Regions from separate parts of the Homo sapiens genome. Here regions 1 and 2 are each linked to region 3. The links are chromatin loops, found by intact Hi-C in ENCODE. Cell type or tissue: Calu3. All regions are shown on one strand.

Region 1 (8,000 bases), 290 kb before region 3:
TACTAAAACATATATAGTTGTTTCTTGGTTTTCTAGTTTTTCTCTTTCTTGCTGTCATTCTCCATCAGTTTGAACTTAGACACAAGCATATGACTTGTTTTTTTTTCCCAATGAAATGTCATCTAAAGTAATATAAGTCACTTTTGGATAGAAATAATAGACAGAAGACAATTTTCCCAGTTCCCTCTGCAGGTAATGAAAACACATGACAAGATGGAATCTCTTTCAGCCTGGGTTCCTGAGTAACTAGTGAGCATTAGTCCCTAAGTGACAATGCTGGACATACACCATAAACAAGAAATAAATTTTTGAATGTTAAGCCATTGGTGGGTATTTGTTACTGTAGCATAACCCAGCTTAACCTAGCTAATATCCCTATCTTATGTCTGAACTTCTGAGATATTATACCCTATGTAAATTCTAGGATAAATGATTTGTTGACTGGTTCTTTTATAGAAACTAATCTTCCAAAGTTTTAAAAAAAAGTCCTATTTTATTCATAGGTTTGAAACAACATCTTTACAAATCATGCTTCAGCTGTGTTTTTATATGCGTAACTAGAAAAGAATCTTTCCAAAAATCTGTGTGTTGAATTGTAAGATTAAAAGGACACATATATATTCCTTGAAGGAGCCATTTATTTCTTCTCTTGATTTTCCTGCAATGATGTGGTAACTATGCTTTCAGTCAATGCCCTACTTCAGTGGTTACTGGTTACACCCATTTTTGCATGATTGCAAAAGGAATACAAGCAACCATAATTTTGAAATTCATTACAATGCCAGGGTTTATATGCTCTCATTAAGCATTAATTGGTAGTTGATGGCTATTGCTATTTTTAACACCATTAGTTCATAGCAATATAATTAGTAACGCTAAGTACAGGAACCACATTAATAGCATTACTAATTGTAAATCTGGAGATAGAAACACAACATGACTGGTTAATTTCCAGGCAATATTTCATGATAATTAGCTGTAGGACATTTGTACTGAACTAGAAAGGTAAGTAATTTAATTTTTTCTACAATTTTTTGGGGGTTTGAAATACTAATATCACCCTTTAACATATGGATCTCATTTCATCTTCTTATGTTAACATTCCTTCCTTTTAGATTCTCTTTTGTTGTATGCTAAGTAATCATTCAGTTTTCTCCCACAAGGAAAATATATAGTCATTTAAAATTTTTATCATTCCATATCAAGTCTTAAGGACAAAATATCTTAAATGACTTACTTCTTATATTATATTGTAATTGATTTCCAATGTTTTGTGTTTGCCCAGTGTTTAGTTTGATATGCCAACTCTCTTTACTCATTACCCTAGCAGTAGCAAACTGGCCAACTTTACGTCTTTGCTAGTGAAATTTTATAACAGTAGAATTAAGGGAAAATTTTTTACAAGCTATAATAAGTAAACTAAAAGAAAAAACCCAACAACTAGATATTCTATACTTAAATGCATGCCACTTGACATGTAGTGATTCTCCGGTCACATTGTATGGGGTTTAACAGTCTGTAGTACTTACTTATATATACTTCAGTACCTACAAGGGTGGAGAACAATTCTTTAATTGTCATCTTATTTACTTTCTAAAGGACAGGGCTTAGAAAGCACTCTCTATTTTTTTTTTCTTTTCTGAAGAATTTTGGTATAATATGTATGGGGTGATTGAGAACAATGAGACACTCTACTTATAGTATTGGAGTCATTTTGTAAGAAATTATAAAATAGATGATTTAATTTTTTATTAATCCTTCTAAAATTTTTTTTTTTCAGTTAAACTGAGAAGCTCTTCAGAGACAATTCTGGTAATATGCCATTTCAGGCACGTCTTTGTGTTTTGCTTTTGGATTTTTAATGAACTAGATTACATCTGAAAATACCAATTTTCCTCTCCTGGTTTTCCTTGTTCTTTTTATATCTCAGCCCACATGTATCTTGCTGCTTCACTGATAAAGGGGAAAAGGGCCCAAAATGATGATTTCAGCATGTTTAAACTGTGAATGTGGGTAGACTCTGATTTATAATTGGATAAAATTGGTAAAAATAAGTTAATTGATTACTGAATTAGTTTAGAATGTTAACTCAACTTCACATTGTTTGCTTTTGTACAATGAGGGCAAGAAGAAAAAGAAAAACACATGGTTGGTGAAAATCCTTAAAGAGTTTATTTTCCCTATTGGCATTTGAGGATTTTGCAAGAGTAGTAGCTTTATTATTCTCTTTCTCAAGTTTCCAACTTGTAATAGAATGTGTGTTAACCTGTCAAAATGTGTGATGCTATCATTTAGTTGTAATTAGTTAACGATTATGTCATTTCTTTTGGCAAGGCATCCCTTAGCTGATGAAACAGTCTTCTAGTCACTTACAAAATACATATATAAACAATAGGGAAAGCAGCATTTGGAAGGCACATGATGATTCTTTATTTTCCATCACATTAGCACATTAATGTGTGGTGAGTTTAAAGAAGTGGCATGAATAAGTTACCACTCTGTACTGTTGGCAATATTGACGTTTATGGGCAATTTAATTTTAAGTCTACAATATGTGATTTAATACAGTGCTGCTTTTCCAAAGACAGAGTATGAAGGTAATCTTTGTTCAATAAAACACCAAAAGAAAATCAATTATTTCATCCTGCTGGTGATGGTTAAGGTTAGTAGAAATAGTACTACCAGTTGCTTTACTTTCACCAAGTAATTATTTTTGAAGTAATAGGTAGTAATTAATTAGTGCAGCTAATTCTTACTGAAAAATCTTGTGTAGCTGAGTGAAAGAGGAGCATTTCAACTTAATGATAAAGTTATTAGGATATTTTTCCTTGTGAAAAAAAGGCCTTAAGGTTAAGAAGTTGGTAACATGATTAAATTTATTTTACTTTTGTTTTTGGAATTTGGGAACAGAAAGAGCGGCTTTTTTTTTTTTTTTGCATGTATCAGATGATAATGCGTATCTGAAAAAGCCAAGGCAGGTAACAGAGCACGTGACGACTTATTGTGGGGAGTCTGTGTACTCCAAGTGCGGCAATTCTCATGCCATCTGCCCCAGACTACATAAGCTTCCAGAAAGCCTGAGGTTTCCAGGATAATATGTGGTCAGTTTTTTTTTTTTTTTTAAGTTAATACCTGTGTGAATCTGTTGTGGTAACAAAGCATATATGTAATGAAGGCAAGTTTTATGTTACCTCAGCAGGATTGGACTGTGAAATGATACAATATTCAGAACTTGAATAGCCATGCACTATCTGAAGCAGATGCACACAAGCCTGCAGTCTCAGAGGGATGCCCTGGGAAATACTGAGAAGACAGTATTTTATTGTTCCCGATCTTTATTTATCTACCAGCAGATGTCCCTATAAGGCAATAATATCTTATAGCTAGGCCAGCTGATTATGAAAAATCAGAAACGGAACCACTCATCATATTTCCAAAGATTAATGGGATTAAATCCACCATGTACTTCAAAATGTTTCCACAGAGACATAAAGTGCAGTGCAGTGCAAAAGTAAATTTAGTTTACTTCTGAAAACCACATGGAGCAATTTTTTTTTTAAAAAGAAATTCTAGGAGTTCTCAATCTTTATCAGCACTAAAACCACTTTCTAAAATAAAATAAAATCATTGATTATCTCTGTGCTTTCAGGTATATAAGTATTCATTTAGTTAAAAAATAAAGTGTAAAAAATGACTCTGAATTCGGTAAAATATTTCTTAACTGGGAATATTCTCTATATACATTCTAAAGACTAGATGCAAATTAATGTTTCCATGAGACACATTATTCAACTTGCAAACAATTCAAAATGCACATATAGATTTAGGTACTCTGGCAATACCTCTGTAACTTCCCAGGGGTCTGTATATAAAAGTTGTAAACCAAAAGCATCCTCTATTCTACCGTTTTATTCAGTGATATGCCGCTTCTTGATGGATGAAAAACAGTGTCAAGAAAACTTGTTGTAAATAATAAATACTGTCTTACAAAGTAATTTCTTCATTGAAAAAACATACTAAAATACAAAGTCATTATCAGTACTCATTAGCATTTCTATTTTGAGAATTAAGTAGGTTCATTTGTTTGTCTCCATTTTTGAGAGGCAATTGCTATAGAGGCCAGAAAACTAAACTAGATGCAATAAAAATTACGGATTTTAAAACTATACAAACAAAAATTTCTAACTATCTTTGCCACTTTCTGGCAGTGTGTTAGGGCAGGTTATTCAACATCTGGCTTATGTGTCTTCATTTGAGAATAACAGTAGAAATCTCATGGAATTAATGCAACATTAAATAAAATAATTTATGAACATACTGGCACGTTATAGGGATTCTAAAAATATCTGTCCATTTACTTTGCATTTCTCAGTCAGTTCTTTTACATTTTATGATCTCTGTGAATATAATTGACTTCTTTTTTTGGGAGAAGTTGCAATTAATTCCTGTTATGGGAATTAGAAAATAGGTCATGATCATGGAAGAGGCAAAATTGGTGCTGGACCTAGAAGCATTTTTTCAGGCAAAAAAACTTTTTCAAAAAAATGTTCAAATAGTAGAGATACTTTACAAAACAAGAGTTAGACTAAGCAATGAATATTCTATTGCTGAGCTTCTCAATCTCCACGGAATTCATATACCCTAGGCTTCTTCTCTAGTGCTCAGCCAATATTGCAAGTCCTAGATCTACGTAGTGTATGTTCATGGACAATCTGTTTCCCTCAATGGCAAGTAATTTAAAAATAATATCTTTATATCAAATGGAGTAGAAAACCAACTTCATGTGTATTTTTACACGAAAACAGAAGTTTTAAAAGCCCTGTTGACATTGAAAGAACTCAGAACATGCCACTCCAAAACGTGCCACTCTGGCATATTGATTATTTTGAATTAAAAGAATTTGAAAAACAGTAGATGCAAAAGGGCACTCTGATCTTCCTTCTTTTCTTCCCGAAAGAAGGAAATAAAACTTCCATGTGAAAGATGTCTTCCCTGCACTTGGAGAAACTAAGACATGTTCATCTCCAGAGATGGGGAGTGGAGACCAAGAAAAATGTATACAAACAAACCTTGTTAAATTAACCTTTATCTTTCTAGTTACTAGTTACTTTTTCACTATTAACTGTCTTAGCCCAAACTCCTTTCTCTTGTTACATTTTGTAATTTACTACTCTTTGTTCAACCCTGTATGTAAGTGTTTGGCTCTGTTTCTTTCAGTCTTTAATATATCCTTAGAACGCACATGTACATGTAAAATTTTACTGAATAAAATGTGTATGCTTTCTCCTCTTCATTTGTTGATATCAGTTTAATTTTTAGGCCCAGCCAGAAACCCTAACAAGGTAGAGGAGAAATTTTTCCTCCCCTGCACCATACACTCACTGTCTCTACAAGTATGGGCACTTTGGTAGAGATGTTTTAGAAACACACATCACAGAGTCACATGAGAGGGAGCCTTTGGATGAGCACCTTTACTGGAATATTAGAAACTATGGGGTTGTAGTTGAGGAAACACCTGGAGGAGGTGAGTGTCAACCCTAAACATCTCTAAAGAAGACAAGGTCAGGTAGGAGAATCTGGAAGTGGGAGTGTGCCTGGCACAGGCTTCCTGGTAGTAAAACAGAGGGATTTCTGAAGCTGAGTGTGATGTGAATCAGAGAACAAACTGCTGAATAATATCTCTTCCTTTAATAAAATAATGAATTTCTTGGATGTGCTTCTTGAAGTGTATCCCATTATGCTTTGCGGACTTAACATTAGGGAACAGTTCCTTAGAAACAGTTCTGGAATCACCCAAATAATGCTGTTCAGGGACAATGATTTCTAATTGACCATTTTCATATAAGATATAATTTAGCTTACTTGGAAAAGCAGTGACTCACCTTGTTTCAGGGAATCCGTGTACCTAGACTGATATGTGCTATGACTTGAAAGTCCCTTCCAAAACTAATGTTGAAATGTAATTGCCATTGCGATATTGAGAGATGGGACTGTTAAGAGGTGGTTAGGCCAGAAGGACTCTGCCCTTATGAATGGATTAATGTCATTATCACAGGAGTAGGTTTGTTATTGTGAGAATGGGTTGTTATAAAAGTGAATTTGGCCTTCTCTATCTCTTGCTCTTGCCTCTCTTGCCCTTCTGACTTAAGTCATGCGATGACACAGCATGAAGGCTCTCAAGAGATGCCAGCACCCTGCTCTTGGACTTTCCAGCCTCTAGAGCTGTGAACAAAATAAACTCTATTGTTTATAAATTATGCAGTCTTTGGTATTCTTTTACAGCAACACAAAACAGACTACAGCAGTATGTGTTATGCAATTGTGTGAATCTTTCTGGAGAAATGTTCCTAGTTTTAAGCAGATTCTCAAAGCAGCCCATGACTGCAAAATGGTTGATAATCACAGGTCTAGACTGAAAGAACTGTGTATCCTCAGACAATCTCTTTTCCTATTGTTTTATTCTTTTTAAATCACTACTAAATGTTTTAGGAAAAGTGGGTGGTAGGTTATGCTCAACAGCTGAGTAAGGGCAGAGTCATGCTTTAATAATCATCCCAGAAAGGGGGAGGGAAAAGGCGAAATGTAAGTAAAAATAAAAATGAGAGGTAGGAGAAAAACATAAAATGTAAAGTTCTAAGTGTTGAAAACCAAATGTGGAAGAGGTTTCTAGGCAAAGATAAGTGTTTGTTGGTGATTGGACAAGAAAGCAATATCAAGCAGAGTGAAGGTGAGAGCATAATAATGAATGGGAAACAGTGATAGGTTGGTAAGAGTAAGAGAATGTGAGTCTTCAGTGGCCACAGGATGCTCATAGGATACAGCATGATAAAGACCATTTTCTCAGGAAGTCTTTCTCATTTCTTTTTAAAGCACATAATTTACATGAAAAGTTTTGTAATAGCAAGTTACATTTTAATATTAGATCTTGCTAGGAAAAAGCTAAGCACAAAGCCACCTTTAACTTTCAGATTCAACAAAGTATGTCTCCAAGGGTTTTGAAATTAATATCATCCTGCCACTAACACAAACAAGTAAAACTGTAAATAAGAAATAAGATGATAAATGAGGAAAAGAGAGGAAGAAGTGAAAAAGGTTTGTTTGTTTTAAACAACAAAAAAAAAATGAGAGGGAAAAAATTTAAAAAAAATTCTTAAAGTCTGTGTAATTAATATTTTCATCTCTTTAGAAATTAAACTGGTCTTTACAGGTGGTTTATCATTAACAGCACAAAAGGAATGGATTACAAACTCTGAGGTATGAAGGTGAAATGAGAGAAACGAATTTCAGAGATCAGTCAGTAGATGCTGAAGCAGCCTGTGAGAAAGGCTGTCCTGGAAGGATGGCCATTTACAAGAGAACAGAGCCCCATCACTTTGGGTCCATTTTCATGGCCCTGTGCCTCCTACTTCTCCTCATCTGCCTTATCACCTTGCCAAGGTGAAGGAATAGAAAAAAAGAAATCACCTTTGCAGGTTCCTAACAACCTGAGACTTTGAAATTCCTTTTATTCTTTCTATCTACCCTCAAAAGGGGAAAATATTTAATCAACATACTTTTTTCTTTTTTGTCTGGGAGTCCTCTGGCTTTCAGGCATTACCAAACTATAATTAAGAAATGCTTTACAGCTTGAACCAGCTCAGTTTTTTTTAACACATACCCTTTTTATTTGAAATGGAAAATAAAAATACTAATAAGGGTTTCCTTTGTCTAGTCTTGGGACTAGACACCAGTCCCCAAGCTGACAGATACTAGATCTCAAATAATTTAGAATTATCTCTTCACATAGATAATGAAAAACTCTGAAGGTTCTATCCATAAGGTTACTGTACTCATTAATTCTAGTCCCCAAATTTTCACAATGAAGGTAGATTCGTTGCTTTTACAGTGAGGTGGTGATACTTGAGCAAATGTCAAACTTCATTTATAGGACATCTGGAATGATCCAAATCTATTTGAGGGTGTTTCCTCTTACCTCTACCCAAATCCCAATGTACAACTTG
Region 2 (8,000 bases), 250 kb after region 3:
TGGGCACTGTGGCTCGTGCCTATAATCCCAGTAATTTGGTAGACCGAGGCGGGAGGATTGCCTGAAGCCAGGAGTTAAAAAGCAGTCTGGGCAGTGAAGTGAGGCCTTTCAGAAAGAGGAAAGGAAAGAAGGAAGGAAGGACGGAAAGAAGGGGGGAAGGAAGGGAGGAAGGGAGGAAGGGAAGGAGGGAGGGAGGGAAGGAGGCAGGGACTTCTTAGAAGGGGAATGGGCAGTAGCATAGCTTTCCCAATATTGTTAATTAAAGGTATCCACTTTTTTACAGGTCACTACCAGAAAGGCTCAAAATGTGTTCTCTTCATGTAGATCTAACTGTATTCAGGACAACTTTCAGTCTCCAGCCTATGCTTAGCTCATGAGCCCTAGGAGCCTGATTTACTCAGTGCTTTATGTTTTAGACGTTATATTTTGCTGTTAAAGGACCTTTTGAAAACTTTCCTCCTTTTGGGATTGTCCCACTATCTGATTTTTCAGCCTCCATTTCTCCCAGTCATTTCTGTCCTGCTCAGTTTTGTTTGTTTCCGAGTATGTTTGTATTTTTCAGTTTTCTCAGCATGTATATCTCAGTTCTGGAAAGTCATAGGAGGTTGGAGAGGGATTTCCTATTTCACTGATTTCCAAGTTCCAGACTTCCCAGCATTCTGTGACTTCTCCCAGGTGTGCACACTAATTTTCTTGCACTCACTTTCATCTTGGAGGCAGTGAAGATTTTGCCCAGGGTCCCCTGTTGTCAGACCTACCCTGTCATTTCTAATCAGGGTAAGCTCTCCTCCCTTTGGAAAGATTTGCTACTACTCTTCTTTATCCTTCTGATTTGTAGAGTGTGCTCTAATACTTTTTGACTCCCAGTTTCTCCTATACTTATTGATTCGTGTAGCTTCTTCTAGTGGTTTGACCACACCTAACTCTCTTCAGTAATTCCTTTACATTAATAATTTATAAAATCATAAAGTGTTATTATTTTAGAGTTGAAAGTGTATTAGACAACCCCAAGGTAAGCAACTAATTATGCAAATAAGGAAACTCAAATTTTCTCATGATCACAAGGTTTGTAGCTATTACTACATGTTGTAATGTTTAATTGCTTTCTTAATAATTATATCTCAACTCTCCAAATGGATGGTAAGTTTGTCAAATTTAAGGACAATGTTTCATTCATCTTTAAAGTCTTCCATAAGCACCTGGGATGGAGCTAGGAATGTGAGGGGAATTTAGAAGGTACTTATTAAGGTGAAGTTAAATAAATATGTTTGTTCATTCAGTAAATATTTATTGAGTGCTTCATGTGTCAAGTATTGTTCTAGGAATTTTGTGTGTATCAGCGGAGAAATATTTTTTGAATTCTCTACTTTGCTGGAGCTTATATTTTAGCATGGGTAGAAAGATAACAAAAATACATACGATAAAATGTTAATTATGTGAATGTTAAATATTACAAGAATTATAGGGAAAGATAGGGCACAGAAAGGAGCAGGGGAGTGGAGGGGATTGCAATTTTTAATAGTAAGATGATTATGCAGTTGGTGAATTTTGGGGCAAAACCTGAAGCAGATGAAAGTGTTAATTATGGAAATACCTGAAGAGTGTTTCAAGCAGAAGAAACTTCCAGTGCAAGGGCCCTAAGACAGTAGTCTGTGTGCAGGAAAGAGAAATATCATGGGAACTAATGTGGCAAAACAAAGTGAGCAAGGACAATAATTGTAGGAGTTGAGGTAAATGATCAACTCTTGGTGGGACTATATATGGAGCAGGAGCTAGGGTTACATTATGTAGGGTTTATATGCCATTGTAGATATTTTGGTTTTTACTTTGAAATAGGAGGAGACTGCAAGGTTTGGAAAATAAGGAACGTCATGACCTGGCTTATACTTTTAAAAGATTACTCTGGTGGCTGCGTTGAGAATTCATGATAAAAGATGGAAGGGTGGAAGTAGGACAATCAGGAGGATTCTTCAGTAATTCAGATGAGAGAAGATGGTGGTTTGACTAGGTGGTAGTAACGGAGGTGGTGGGAATCAGTCAGTTAATAGGTAAAGACAACAGGATGTTTTAATATACCAGATATGAGATGTGAGAGAAAGATCAAGGATGACACTAAGATATTTGTCCTGAGCAACTGGTAGGGTGACCAACTTATTGTATTTTGCTCAGAAATTTCCCAGTTTTAACAATGAAAATTCTTCGTCTTGAGAACTTACTCGGTTCCTGGTGAACTGGGATGGTTGGCCACCCTTGAACTGAAAGAAAGGCATTGTTGTAAGTGAGACTGTAAGATTTTTAAAGGAAGACCAGGAATTCAGTTCTGGACGTATTAAGTTTGAGTTATCTATTAGAGTTTCTATCTAGTAGTGGAGATTGTAAGCAGGTAGTTGAATGTACATGTTGAGTTCAGGAGAGTGGTCTGGACTGGAGATATATATTTGGAATTTCTTGGCCTAAAAATATTGTTTAGTATCCTGAGTCTGAATGAAGTCACCAAGAAAATAAATGTAGATAGGGAAAAATCCCAAAATTTAGAGTTTCAGAGAAGAAAATAATTGAACAAAAGAAGATTGGCTGGGCGCAGTGGCTCAGGCCTGTAATCTCAGCACTTTGGGAGGCCGAAGCGGGCGGATCATGAGGTCAGGAGTTCGAAACCAGCCTGGCCAACATGGTGAAACCCCATCTGTACTAAAAATACAAAAATTAGCCAGGCGTGGTGGTGCAGGCCTGTAATCCCAGATACTCGGGAGGTTGAGACAGGAGAATCGCTTGAACCTGGGAGGTGGAGGTTGCAGTGAGCCGAGATCGTGCCTCTGCACTCCAGCCTGGGCAACAGAGCAAGATTCCATCTCAAAAAAAAAAAAAAAGAAGATTGTGAAAGAGTGAGCACTGAGGTAGGAGGAAAACCAAGAAAGTAAGAAAGTATGGTGTTCGGAAAGCCAAGAAAAGAAAGCATAGCAAGGAGATGGCGAGGATCAGTTGGACAAATGCTGATAAGGGTCTAGGAAGAAGAGGACTGAGAATGTAACTACTGGAGTTAGCAACATGAACGTGAGCCTGAAGAGTTAAGTTCTGGTCATGTAGTGGACACAAAAGCATGATTGGAAAGGGGATAAAGGGAAATGGCAGCAGATATGTACCATTATTTTATGGAGACTTGTGGAAAAGATTGAGAGACTTGTAGAAGCAGCTGGCAAAAAAATTAGTTAGATAAAATATTTTTAAATGAAAGAAATATAGCATGTTTGTATATTACTGGAAATGACCCAATAGAGGGAAAAATAAATGATTGTATAAACAGAATGAGAACTGTCAGAGGGATTTTCTTAATAAGGTAAAACAAAATGAAATTACTGGCAAAATCGCTCACTAGAAAAATGCATATTTCAACTGTCTACACCAGATTTAGAAAAAAAAAAAAACGTAAATGACAGCAAAACAAGGAGGAGTTTGTGCAAGAGAATAACTTTTGGAGTTTGTGCTATAGTCCCTCTGGATTAAGTTTCAATCCATTGAATATGCCTGTACAGTACCACATTTTTTACTTTATAGCATAAGTTTGAAACATTGCACAATCCTCAATCTCCAGAAAACATTTGCATACTATTTACTAGGGTGGAAGTCACTAACTGCATGTTTTAGAAGGCTTTCTAAATAGGCTTTCAATAACCAATAAGTATTGAAAGAACAATCTATTTCAAAGTAATTTTTAACCAATCAGAAAATTCCATTAACTTGTTATCTGCTTTCCAAGTATTGTTATACTTCTTTTGTTTCCAATTAAGCAAGTTATAATTAATATTTTCTGTATTGAAACAGGATGAATCTATAGGTACAGTCTTCAGAGTCTTTTCTGAACTACTGGGTCCATGGTTTACAAAGATTCTGCTGGATATAAATATACATGTATTGTTTTTTCTTATGTTAATTATTCTCATTTTTGGGGTTCTATTCAGTATTTATCAATTCTTTTTGATATTTACCTTAAAGCCTGTATACTTTTCTAGATACATTGTCCTTTATGTTGAAGCCTAATCTGCTGACTTCACCTAAATGGAGATGGGATTTATCAGCAAAAGGAAAGCAGGTGAAAACCAGACCAGATGTCGATAATTATATGAGGCACTAATTAACACTACCTAAATGAAACAAGTTTGTCTTTGTTAATATGTCACTTGCACACTATTACTCCTCGACCTGCGGAAATACTCCGTGTGTGATGACACTGTTGTGTTCGTCATAATGGTGCCATTATTACATCTGAACAGTTTCCAAGTGGGACTTTCCAGTTGATAGACAAAGGTATGCACTTTCATTTCCAGTTTATTTCTGTAGTTCTAATTACATTATTAATTTTTAATAATTACATAAATGCTTTAGAACATAATCTAACATACAAAAAATAAACATAGGAACCCTAAATAAATTTTCTGTGAAAAATCTAAATGCATTATTATTTTTCATTATTATGTAAAGTTTATAATCCAGTTATGGTACTTGAATCTGTGTTTTTATGCTGAGTGTACTGAATTTTATAAATTTAGCCATAAATATTTCTAGGTTTAAAAATTATCAGTAATGTTAAAGCAGGAAGCAGAAAGACTGTGTGCTTTTCTCTTTCTTCTCTCAAAAACATACCAAAATAGGCCAGGCATGGTGGCTCACACCTGTAATCCTGGCACTTTGGGAGGCCAAAGCAGGCAGATCACCTGAGGTCAGGAGTTTGAGACCAGCCTGGCCAACATGATGAAACCCTGTCTCTACTAAAAATACAAGAAATTAGCCCAGTGTCGTGGCACATGCCTGTAGTCCCAGCTACTCGGGAGGCTGAGGCAGGAGATCACTTGAACCCAGAAGGTGGAGGTTGCAGTGAGTTGAGACCGTGCCACTGCACTCCAGCCTGGGCAACATAGTGAGACTCCATCTCAAAAATAAATAAATAAATAAATAAAACCAAAAATAGGGTATTTTCCATTATTTCATTTTAAATAAAAGCTGAAAATGACAGTAATTGCACACACACACATACAGATACACACACATTATCTGAAGAACATGTGCCAGACATAGCAAACTCTGAAGCAAATCAATTAGAGCACATAGAGTTTCATTACGTGATTTTTTTTCTCTTTTTTTCTCTCTTATCTTTCTGTGTCTAGTAGATAACAAGTGAAACAATTCTCAATGGCTCAATTACAAACATGTTGAAGAGATGAGGACCTAGAAAGGGACATGAAAAAAATCATGAGAAAAGTAGACTCTATGGGATCTTAACCCCCCTTCAGTAAAAAGCAGTAAAGACTCAGGGAAAAGGGATTCCTGTACTGCGCTCCACATTTTAAAGGGTCTTTTATGTCTTGTCTATCAGAAGCAAACAAAAGCAAATTCACTAAAACACACATGGGTCCCTAAGTCACAAAGAATTCAGTGCTCAGCATTGGTATCAAACAACTACCCACTGGCTCTTGGGACTAACAGCATTCAGACTCCAAGGGAACTCTCATCCACAGCTCTCGCTGAATTCATTTGAACATCTTCAGGAATTGCAGGTTGTGCCATTAGAGATGGGTACTGCTTCACAGTTCAAGGAAGATTTTTGTAGTTGAAGCATACAGAGAAGAGAAAAATACAAATTAATTAACTAGTACAATCTTTCATCATACATAGTATGAATGTAATATTTTGTGCTCAATGAAGATTTACTCCTCAATAATGTCAACCATTAATTTTTTTTTTGCTTTTCTTCATGTTCTAATTATTGGACCCAGAGGTATTCACAATACATTTGCAGTATTTATAACAGTTGCACCCAGTGGCTGAGAAAAAATTCACAATATTAAAAAATTCACATTCGTCTTATATTTATATAAATGTAGGTCTAGATGTAACATGCTTGAAGCTAAATACAGATCATTGTACTGGCAGCAATGTGGATATTGAATGCTAGAATTGTGAATAGTTTTATTTTAATAAAATATTTACTAAGATTTAATTTCTATAGACAAAAGTTGCTGGCCACACTAGATCAAGTTTTTTTCTCATTTGAAAAGCAACTTGAAAGAATTGAACAGCACATTGCTATTTCTTGTTTACTTTAAAATATCTCAATATTGAAGTATTTTAAGGAAGAATTGTATGATTTGTGAATTTATTTTAAGAGATGGTAAAAGCATGAAATAAGTAGATTGTTAGGAGAAAACATTATAATATATTTAAATTTTATCAGTGAAACAAGTTATATGTGGCTTCATTACAGAGCTTAAACATGGTGTATTAGTTTGCTAGGGCTGCCGTAACAAAGTACTACAAACTATAGTTTGATTCAACCTATAATGCATGGTATGTAAAGCTTAGCAAAGTGAAGTTTCTTCAAAATTAAGGCCAGGTCTGGTGGCTCATGCCTGTAATGCCAGCACTTTGGGAGGCTGAGGCAGCTGGGTCACTTGAGGTCAGGAGTTCGAGACCAGCCTGGCCAACATGGTGAAACCCCATCTTTACTAAAAATACAAAATAAACCAAGCATGGTGGCACATGCTTGTAATCCCAGTTACTAGGCAGGCTGAAGCTGAGGTAAGAGAATCACTTGTACCCAGGAGGCCGAGGTTGCAGTGAGCTAAGATCTCACCACTGCACTCCAGCCTGGACAACAGAGCAAGATTCCATGTCAAAAACAAAATAAAAAAGTTAATGAAAACTAGGGCCTACCATGCTTTCAGAAAGATTGTCAAATTTAACATTATACTCACAACACAAATTACATAAAACATCTCAATTATATTAACACGATAACTGGGAATTTTGCTGAAATAAGAGCAATAAGAATTTATTAACACTGCTGGCCTTTATTTTATTACTCATTTAAACATTCCTGACCTACTACCAGATCACTCAAATATGTACAGTATTAAAGTATCATAATTTGTTAGTATTTGCTGACTTTCCAGGCACATGAAAACAATTGCTTTGCAGTATTTTTTTAAATTTTTGTTTTTATGAAGGTATATTTTTGGCGGGTTTTTTTTTTTTTTTTTCTTGAGACAGGATCTCACTCTGTCTCTTAGGATGGAGTGCAGTAGCTCAATCTCAGCTGACTGCAGCCTCCACCTCCTGGGCTCAAGCAGTCCTCCCACTTCAGCCTCCTGAGTAGCTGGGACCACAGGGGTGTGCCATCATACCTGGCTAATTTTTTTGTATTTTTGGTGGAGACTGGGTTTCATCATGTTGCCCAGACTAGTCTTGAACTCCTGAGCTCATGTGATCTTCCCGTCTCAGCCTCCCAAAGTGCTGGGATTACAGGCATGAGCCACCACAATGGGTGAAGGTATATTTCAATGTAAAATGAGAGTAATATATTTTATTTAATTGTCAGATTTTAAAAATAAATTTAGATAATCACTATATGTGGCAGTGGGACTCCCTTTGTTCTCTTCCATTGGGTTCCACCAATATTAGAAGCTGGGCTGCTTACTCTGTTTCAAGAAATAACAAAGTAAAGTCTTTAAGGGAGATCTCAGCAAAGCCATTCATATTTTCCTACCCAAAACAGAAGATTCAAAAATTCCTAGCCAACTTGACTTTAGCAATTTTTAGATATATGAGTAAAATGTCAAATATCTACTTTAAAGTTAATTTCCCTGTAGAGTTAGTTCCATGAATACATGCAGAAATGATGAGTAGATGGTAACTTAAAAATATTTTAAAATCTTAACTTAAACAATTGTTTTCAAGCTTTTCGCATCATCAACAATGTCTTCATCATTGAGCTATTAATAGTTTTAAGTCACCCACTTTTCAAATAATATCATCTCTACTTCCATATTTTTTTAAATGAGACAGAATATTTTAAATCTATTTAAGGTATTACCAGTGGAAAATTTGCCTTGTTAATAGAACCCATTCAAGTACCGTTAGGGTAGTCACTATTTTCTCATTCTTTTTATATGTAGGTTTATATTTATAATTTGTAAAGGTAACTATTTACTCAGTTGCTTTCTTCTTTT
Region 3 (8,000 bases):
GGCTCTCTTGTGTGGCTTTGCTGTTGAGAGGATGCTTGGCCTGCCCTGTCCTCCTGGATACCATTTCCCTCTGACAGCCCTTGGGTTTTGTGAGGCTTTATTCTGTACAAATCCCTTGTGCAGTCTCTGGATGAACTCTCTAAAGGCAAAATAGAGCCTTTCTTTCTGGTTGTGTTTAATGATCAGCTGAATTGCAGGTCCAGGTACTCAGGAAAACCAAAACCAAAACCAAAACCAAAACTTTTCCAATTTTTTCTGGCTACTTTGTTTTAATTTCTGATCTTGTTTTCACCCTGAGCACATTGTATCCCAACTTAATTGCCAGCAAGTTGGCCAAATGATTTTGTATAAATGTTGTGCTTTCAGATTTTTATGTTGTAATTTACATGATTTTTAAAAGTCCTTTGTTTTCCCATATTTACCATCATAAACAAATTTGAAGATTTATTTTAGATCATAAATAACAACATAGAATATCTCCTGCAAAAAATGTAAGAAAGGAATTTCATGATTTTACCAAGTGTGATTGGCTGATAAGCTATTTAATGAAATAAAAGTAGTATGCTTCTGAAATTGATAGAGAAGTAATACTTCATTCCTTGCATGCTTGTAATTTGGATGACATTTTGAAGCATGTGCTCAAGTTGTACAAACAAAAGCACACAGCAGAGCCAAACATGGTTTCAAAGACACCAATATAGCTAACTGTCTGCTGAGTAATTTGTGACATTTTCACACATTTCCTTTCAGTGATATCACAAAAGTAGTCACAAGTGTGTATCATGGATTAAATGATTCTCTGCCTTACTATATACCTGACCACAATCCCCAAGGCAAAACAATATTTTGGGATACTGATAGCTGTATTTTCTTTGTAAGCTGAAATATTAACAAAGACCTAGAGTTTCCTAAAAGAAATATTAGGAGCATTTTGATAAAAAGGCTCATTCCAATTAAACCTGGGTTGAAATGTATTTCTTTCCAGTCTGCCATTTTTATCTCATATGACTGTAAAATTCTAAAATTATTGATGCTGTGTTTTATAGTTTAACAAGTGAATTACTTAGCAGTCAAAAAAAGACTATACAAGTTTTATATGGGTCTTCAGATAATTATCTAAAACAGTTTCTTATTAAATAAGACTTCATGTGCTTTATGAAAAACTGGAATGTGTAGTGTCATAATATTATAAATTAAGAGCAAATGTAATTTAAAGAGGAGCTTCACTGAAGCTTCTAGGAGAAATAAAGATCATACCTCTTCTTGACAGCTGTGATTCTGTTTTTACAGACGTTGTTAATGTTGAACCCTCTCTGATGCAGAGTATGTTCTTACTGTAGCCAATGTTCTGCAAACCATGTGCTTCTAGCTCAGTGGAGAAATTAACCACATTCTAATGTGACTTCAATGTTCTATGACATGTGATAAATCCGTGTTCTGAAAGAGCATTTCTGGTTAAATTAGCATAAATCCTCAAAGATTATTGACAATTGGGTTGCTATCAAGCATATATTCTTCTTTTTTTCCTGGATTGACTTTGCTCTTTCTTAAATATAGAACATTTAATAAACATTTGTGGAAACAAAAAAATGTTAAGTAATTTTTTTACAGCATTTTGACCTTTTCATCTTCCAGTTCTAACTGGGAAATGTGGCATTTTCAGAAAAACTATTGCTAAAGCTTGGCTTCTCATTTTCTACAATATATAAAAACTCAAAAGATTGTAATTACATATTCTCTACACTATTTGGTGTTAAGTTTTACTATACTCCTCTGCTAGTAAGTTTTTTTTCTTTTTCCTTATTAAATACCTGCATTATTCTGTTTGGGTTTTCCCCCTCACTAATTAGTTTTTGGTAATGTAGAGTTGTATTTTAAAGACCTGAAAACAAATCGTAAATAAGGTACATTTATTAACAACAGAGTCCCTGGTTAAGATTCTCTAAAACAGCAGAAAGAAAGCTAAAACTATTTTTTGTTCTCTTTTTACCAGTAGGTGTCACTACTGGGACTAAAAGGTAGTGATCTCAAGCCATCTAACAGAATTTAATTTTAAGATCAAGAATTACCTGTATGATCCAAAGGTAATTTACTGAGCCATGCTAACCAAACCACCCTGTGAAAAGTTACTTGGTCAAATTTATCTCAAAATCTCAACTAAACATTTGAAATACACATTTGAAATGTGAAATGACCCTACTAACAATATGCTGGCAAGGGACCCTGAGATATCAGATATTACAGCAAAAAATAACTCATGGAATTTTTGAAAGATATAAGAGAATAAATGTAATTTGAATAGTATTTCGGTATGATCAGATTTCAAAAATATTGGATATAAAAATGTTGTAAAACAAGAGGATTAGGGTTTTGCCTTTTGAAAAGTTTCAAGATTGCATGTAGTGTTACCATAATATTCCACACTTGAACAAAGACATTTATGGAGTCAGGTTTTCTTTTTTCAAAGAGAAAAGTCCCTGAGCTTCCTTATATAGAGACATCATAAGTATCTTCATCCTAGGAAATATTAAATAACTTTCAACTTCTCGTGGAAAAATTAAATCTTTACTTTTTTTCCCCCAAAAGTGACTTCACAAAGCAGTGAAGCTATTTTCAGCCTAATTTCATGAAAATATAGTGCAATGATATTTTCAGGTTAAATATCACTTGAGGGGACTATATTTTGTTCACATTTCCTAGGAAATCTTAGCAGTAAACTTTCGCTTTTTGATTAATCAAAATATTTCATGGGCACTTTAGTTTCATCTAAAGATTTTATTTCAGTTTTTAGTTGGTTGTGGGAGATATATGGATATGTGTGTGAACAGTGTGCCTCCCCAACAAACAATGTCAAGAAATACAATTTCATATCAAAATAGTTTTAAATCTTAAACTTGAATGGGAGCGTTATGTACAAAGAAAAAAAAGATTACCTGTTATTTCTTTGTTGAATAATCTTAAAACATCTCTTTGAGTCCAAGCAGCTCATACATCAGAGCTTGAGGGTCCTTTTATTACCTGAGAATAAGCAGTTAGATATGACAGCTTCAAAAGTGTGAATGCCATTATTCAATGTTTTATACAGTATATTCATTGGTCATCCATCTGGTGTGCAACTTTCCAATAAAAAAAAGCCGAAAGTCATTCTCCTGCTTGTTTTTCCAGGGCAGTTCCGCAAGGACAACTGCACAGAGACAGATTCGCCAGTAGAGGCCTCTCTAGATTTGCCTTCTGATTACAAACTCAGAATGTGCCTTGAATCTGCTGCAGTTAACACAACTACTTGAAAAGATTCTTGTTGCATAGGGAAAAAGATCACTCTTTAATGCCCTTTTAAGTTCCATGATGTTGATTAATGTTGCCCTTTACATTAATGATGTTTCAAGTAAAAGAAAACAAATTTAAAATGGATAAATTCTATTGAGGATGCATTAATTAGACAGAGACTTTGCCATATGCTGTGGCTGGAGGGCTTGCTGGCCTTTCTCTTGTAGTTACCTGTGTAAAATCCACCCTATCCTCTACATGAATGCCCAAGCTGAATAGCCATTTGAATGAAGGCTTTAGTTTGATTCGCCATACAAGGGGTACTGTGTCACTGTGTTTTCTTTCTAGGAGTCACTAAGTGATTTCTATATCTGTTGTCATGGTGATATAGCAAAGCAGGGGAAAATGGGGGCAACTTCAGGCTTTCTCCTCACCCTCTGGACTAAGATGTTGTTAGCAAGCCTATAAAACATTGGGCTTTATCTGGGCCTTCTTTTTGTTCTCTGATTGTCAATAAAACTCATTTTAAGGGTAACAAGGACATCTAAATGTCATCTGTCACAGTGTTAGAGAGATTAAGTTTGTTTAGGGACTTGTGCTGGACAAAGGCCACTATTTGTTTCGCAGATACAAAGCAGTGTTGGCTATCACCACTCTTGATTTAGAAGGAGGCCCAGAGACCATCGAGGAAATATCATCTCAGTTGCAGGTGTCTTGACATGACAGCATTAAAAAGACAGAAAAATAGTTATGGTTTTGAATGGGAATCTGCAGTTCTGTTTCTCACACCCCTTTGTAGATTTCTCAAACCTAAAGTCTTCTCCTAGACTAGATGGAAGAATTTTGAGTTCAATTTCTGAGGGCTTCAGGCCTGTGTAAAAACATGACATACGCATGATGGTCTCTGAATGAATGATAAAAGAGAGAAAAGAGGTTTTGCAAGGAAAATCCAACAATAATGTATACTGCATTAATTCAACATTTGCTCAATAATGAGGCTAAATGGAACGTACAGATTAATGAAGACATTGGTGTTATTAAAATCAAATCCTGTGGTTCGTATGCTTTTTTTTTAATAATGAACATTGTGGCTATTGGAGAGGAAGAACAGGATTTTTTCTATTAATTTGGCACACATCCCAGATCTCATTCAACCAGAACCTATCCCCTGCAAAATGCAGCCCATGGCCTTTATGTGCCTTATTCTTTCTATTTTATATGTGTTAATTTGAGTGAAAAAATATTTTCTCTCTATAAAAATATTTCTAAAGTGAATCTGGAGCCTAAGTAATAATTCAATAACATTAAACTAGGATGCTTTTTCTAACATAAAGAGGGATTGGAAATATACAAAATTACATGCATATAATGTGGTGCTCACATCACATCTGCCTGCACTATGTAAATTGATGCAGCTTTCTTGGGACTTCTAGAATCTGAGTACATCAATGCATCTCAAATACTATATTATAGAAAATATTCATGGTAGCGAGGGCCACTATGTTGAAACATAGATGAACTATTATAAATGTTGAGCAATGGGAGAATCTTTGTTTACCTTTTATTATGTCTCTATAATTTGGATATTTATGAAATATGATGAAAACAGAGTAGTATGGTTCATTTTACTATATCCCTGTGGGCACAACCCCACATATAACACACTTATGTGTACAACAAACACATCACCTGGACCAGAGTTGACATTAGGAATGACAATGATAAACTCCCTCATGATCACGACTCTGTGGAGAAAGAAAATATACACTTATATACGCTTATATAGTAAACTTGAGTGTTCTTAATTCAAGCTCTCTCAAAGCAACTTGAAAATCTGATTTTAATCGTGCTGAAAGAGATCTGGGTGTACAGCCATAAATGCTTTATATATCAACTATTGGATGGATTCCATATTAGTTGTAAATTTGGTAGTTAATGATGAAGAAGCTAAACTCATAAAGACTAACATCAACATCTAGAACTAGACCTTGTAAAAAATAAAGTAGGAAGTTGCACAATCACATAGTTGTTAATATACCTGTCATACTAAACATGTGTAACTACGAAAAAGACTTACAGCTGGACTCCCTTTTTATAAAATTCCTGAAGCAATTACCACCAAGCTCAGTTTGATTTCTTTTTTAGATAGAAAAATTTATTCTACACAAACTATTGAAAGCAAATACAGTATTGAGATGCTATTACATCAATATTATGGGCCTAGATGACTTTTGTTTAGTATCTTAATAGCTCAGTCATTTGTTATTCATTCAGCCACACACGGGACACCAGGGTGTTATGAAGGACAATACTCTTGGGGCATTTTGAGTTCAATTTTTGTTTCTCTACTTATGCAGAACATGTGTTGGCATCAGCCATGGTTACAACAGGGGAATCACAATATACAGTGAAGTTTTACCACGTTGCTCTGAGATAATTTTTCATTTTTCAAAACAATCATCAGAATAGCTGAAGTATACAGTTCTGGTGCTTTATTATTAAAGTTACTGGATATATGCTTTCTTTCTGCTTTTTAATCTCATTTCTTGTGGTTTTTCAGATGAGGCATTTTCTGAAAGAATAAAAAGCAAATTCCTAATAAAAAAGGGCATTAAGCTGCAAAATAGGCCAACAACATGAAATATTTGTTATTTATACTTATAGGTAAAACAAGTTGACTGAGAAAATAAATTGGATATGTCCACTCATCCCCAGAAATACACAGGACACAGCGCGAGCGCGCGCGCACGCGCGCGCACACACACACACACACACACACACACACACACACAGATTTATATACATAAAGCTTTACTAGTTTGTCTTCAAGAAGACATCAATGTTTTCTTAGAGCTTTTGTAGCTTCACAGTTCAGAGTAATTCTAATTAGAAAAGTTGAAGGAAATGGATACTACAGGGTATCATTCTTTTTCTAAATTTCTTGAGATGAAAATCCTCTAAGTGCCTTTAAGTAGCTATGCAATTTGAACAAATTATTTAATTCCTCTAGCCTCAGTTGTCTCTCAAGGAAAATAATAGGGATGGGATTAGATAACCTCTAAATCTTCTTGCACTTTAAAATGCAGTTAACAAATTCATAATAAGGTTTTCAGTTTTTAAAAAATGTTTAGTGTTTTGAAAGCAACTTTTTATTAAGAAAAAAACAGAATTGACAAGAGCTCTATGGTTAAGAATAATATTCAAAAAAAAAACAGATCTGTTTAAGATTTACTGTGCAAAATTAAGAATCCAGCAATTGTATTCTGTAAGTACTATAGTCTTTTCATTTCTAACAAATGCATAGCAAAAAAGTTCATCAAATTGGTTCTAAGTTAATTCATCAAAGCTACATATTATTCTGGATTTTTAACCATGCCTTTGCATTCAGGAAATAGTGAAACAACAAATGAAAACTTATTAATGAAATGAACTTTTTATAACAAAAAAAATGTTTGATGAATAATACGCTTACTTGATATGTCATTGTCACTTGAACCAAATGAAGCACTTGAGAATGTTTCCTTTCCTCCTGCTCTCCCATTCTGCTTCCAAAATTTTGAATCATTTTTTCTATTGTTATTTAAAGCAATCATACAACATCTAAATTTATCATAAAATAGCTGACTTTGGTGGATAATTTCTACATGATCAAATTTCCTTTCCACCTTACAGAGCACGGTATTTGTTTATCAGTTGTGATCATCTTGAAGTATATCTACAATGATAATATGAGTAAAGAATTCTAACATTGACTTCTCAGGAATGTTTTCGGCCAAAGTACTCTATGTACGTAGAGCAGCTTAATTAAAATATTGGATGAATGTTGTTATATATAATTCTTTCTCCTGCTTATCTACCTTATTCATTAAAGACTAAATATTTTTGTTCCAACTTGTGAATATAAAATTATGTATTTGTCCAAATTTTATTTTATTCAGGTACTAATTAAAATTGAAATATATGCTTCAATAGAATCAGCTTTTGATAAGTTAATAATAACTCATTTTTATTAACAATAATAACTATGTTATATGGAGAAAAATTCTAAAATGTTTGAGAAAGTATAGAATCAGTCTGATAATGCATGTTTGGAAAGATAACCCTCATCATATTTTCTTAGTAGATATTGGTGCATCTTATTTTTTTCAATGCATTCAAAATACTGAAAAATTGAGTAGTATATTATAAAGTAATTAAAATTCCTAATTATCTAATCTTAATTATTTAATAAATTTTTTTAATTTTCTATATTTTAAATTACACTAATAATTACCATCATCAAAATTTTTAAAGCCACAATGTAAGAGAAAACATAATGAAATGATTATATAGTTAAAATAAAATGTGTTATTTGAATCTCCATTACAGCTTACTATTTTTAATATAACAGATATTCAATTTTACAAAAAAAAGTTTTGTACACCAAAAGATACATAAATTTAAAATCTAATGAGAAGATAATATATATTAAGAATTATTTTATCACAATATTGACATTTTAAAAATGTTTTTAGGGAAAAGTTTTTAAAACAAAATTATAACTTTGAAAATGTTAATAAAATCAGCTTTCCAATCAAATAAATTTTTCTATTTCTGAATGTATTATCTCCTCCGTTTTTAGAGTCAATATTCTAAGCTAAAATGCACATAATATATACCAAAAATTGGTTAAAAATAATCGTAATTTAAGTTTTACTTGAAGGCCACCCTCTTAATAATACTTCAAGTTGAAA

What was found. Peaks named below come from ENCODE experiments on the same cell type or tissue, not always from the same donor. Only the 100,000 strongest peaks of a DNase experiment are listed, where the experiment ranks them.
Region 1: a loop joins it to region 3, with 7 times the contacts of the local background. A loop is called at or near these places in 12 of 110 quality-filtered maps.
Region 2: it touches region 3 in a loop (2.8-fold over the local background); 9 of 110 quality-filtered maps call a loop at or near these places.

The regions. Positions count from the first base shown.
Region 1 is chr3:148,362,274-148,370,273 of GRCh38, reverse strand. It overlaps LINC02046 (long intergenic non-protein coding RNA 2046), which reads right to left. Exons shown (of 5, transcript NR_146712.1): 4 at 7,973-8,000. Among named protein-coding and RNA genes, the nearest start is that of LINC02046, 85 kb to the right of the region's middle. In Calu3, CTCF peaks have their summits at 3,161 and 3,361 (motif pointing right); no DNase peak of the experiment used is centred here.
Region 2 is chr3:147,817,585-147,825,584 of GRCh38, reverse strand. No RefSeq gene overlaps it. Among named protein-coding and RNA genes, the nearest start is that of LINC02032, 260 kb to the left of the region's middle. In Calu3, no CTCF peak of the experiment used is centred here; no DNase peak of the experiment used is centred here.
Region 3 is chr3:148,071,515-148,079,514 of GRCh38, reverse strand. It overlaps LINC02032 (long intergenic non-protein coding RNA 2032), which reads right to left and starts at 1,356. Exons shown (of 2, transcript NR_134937.1): 1 at 1,258-1,356. In Calu3, CTCF peaks have their summits at 1,994 (motif pointing right) and 3,206 (motif pointing right); a DNase peak (open chromatin) is centred at 3,194.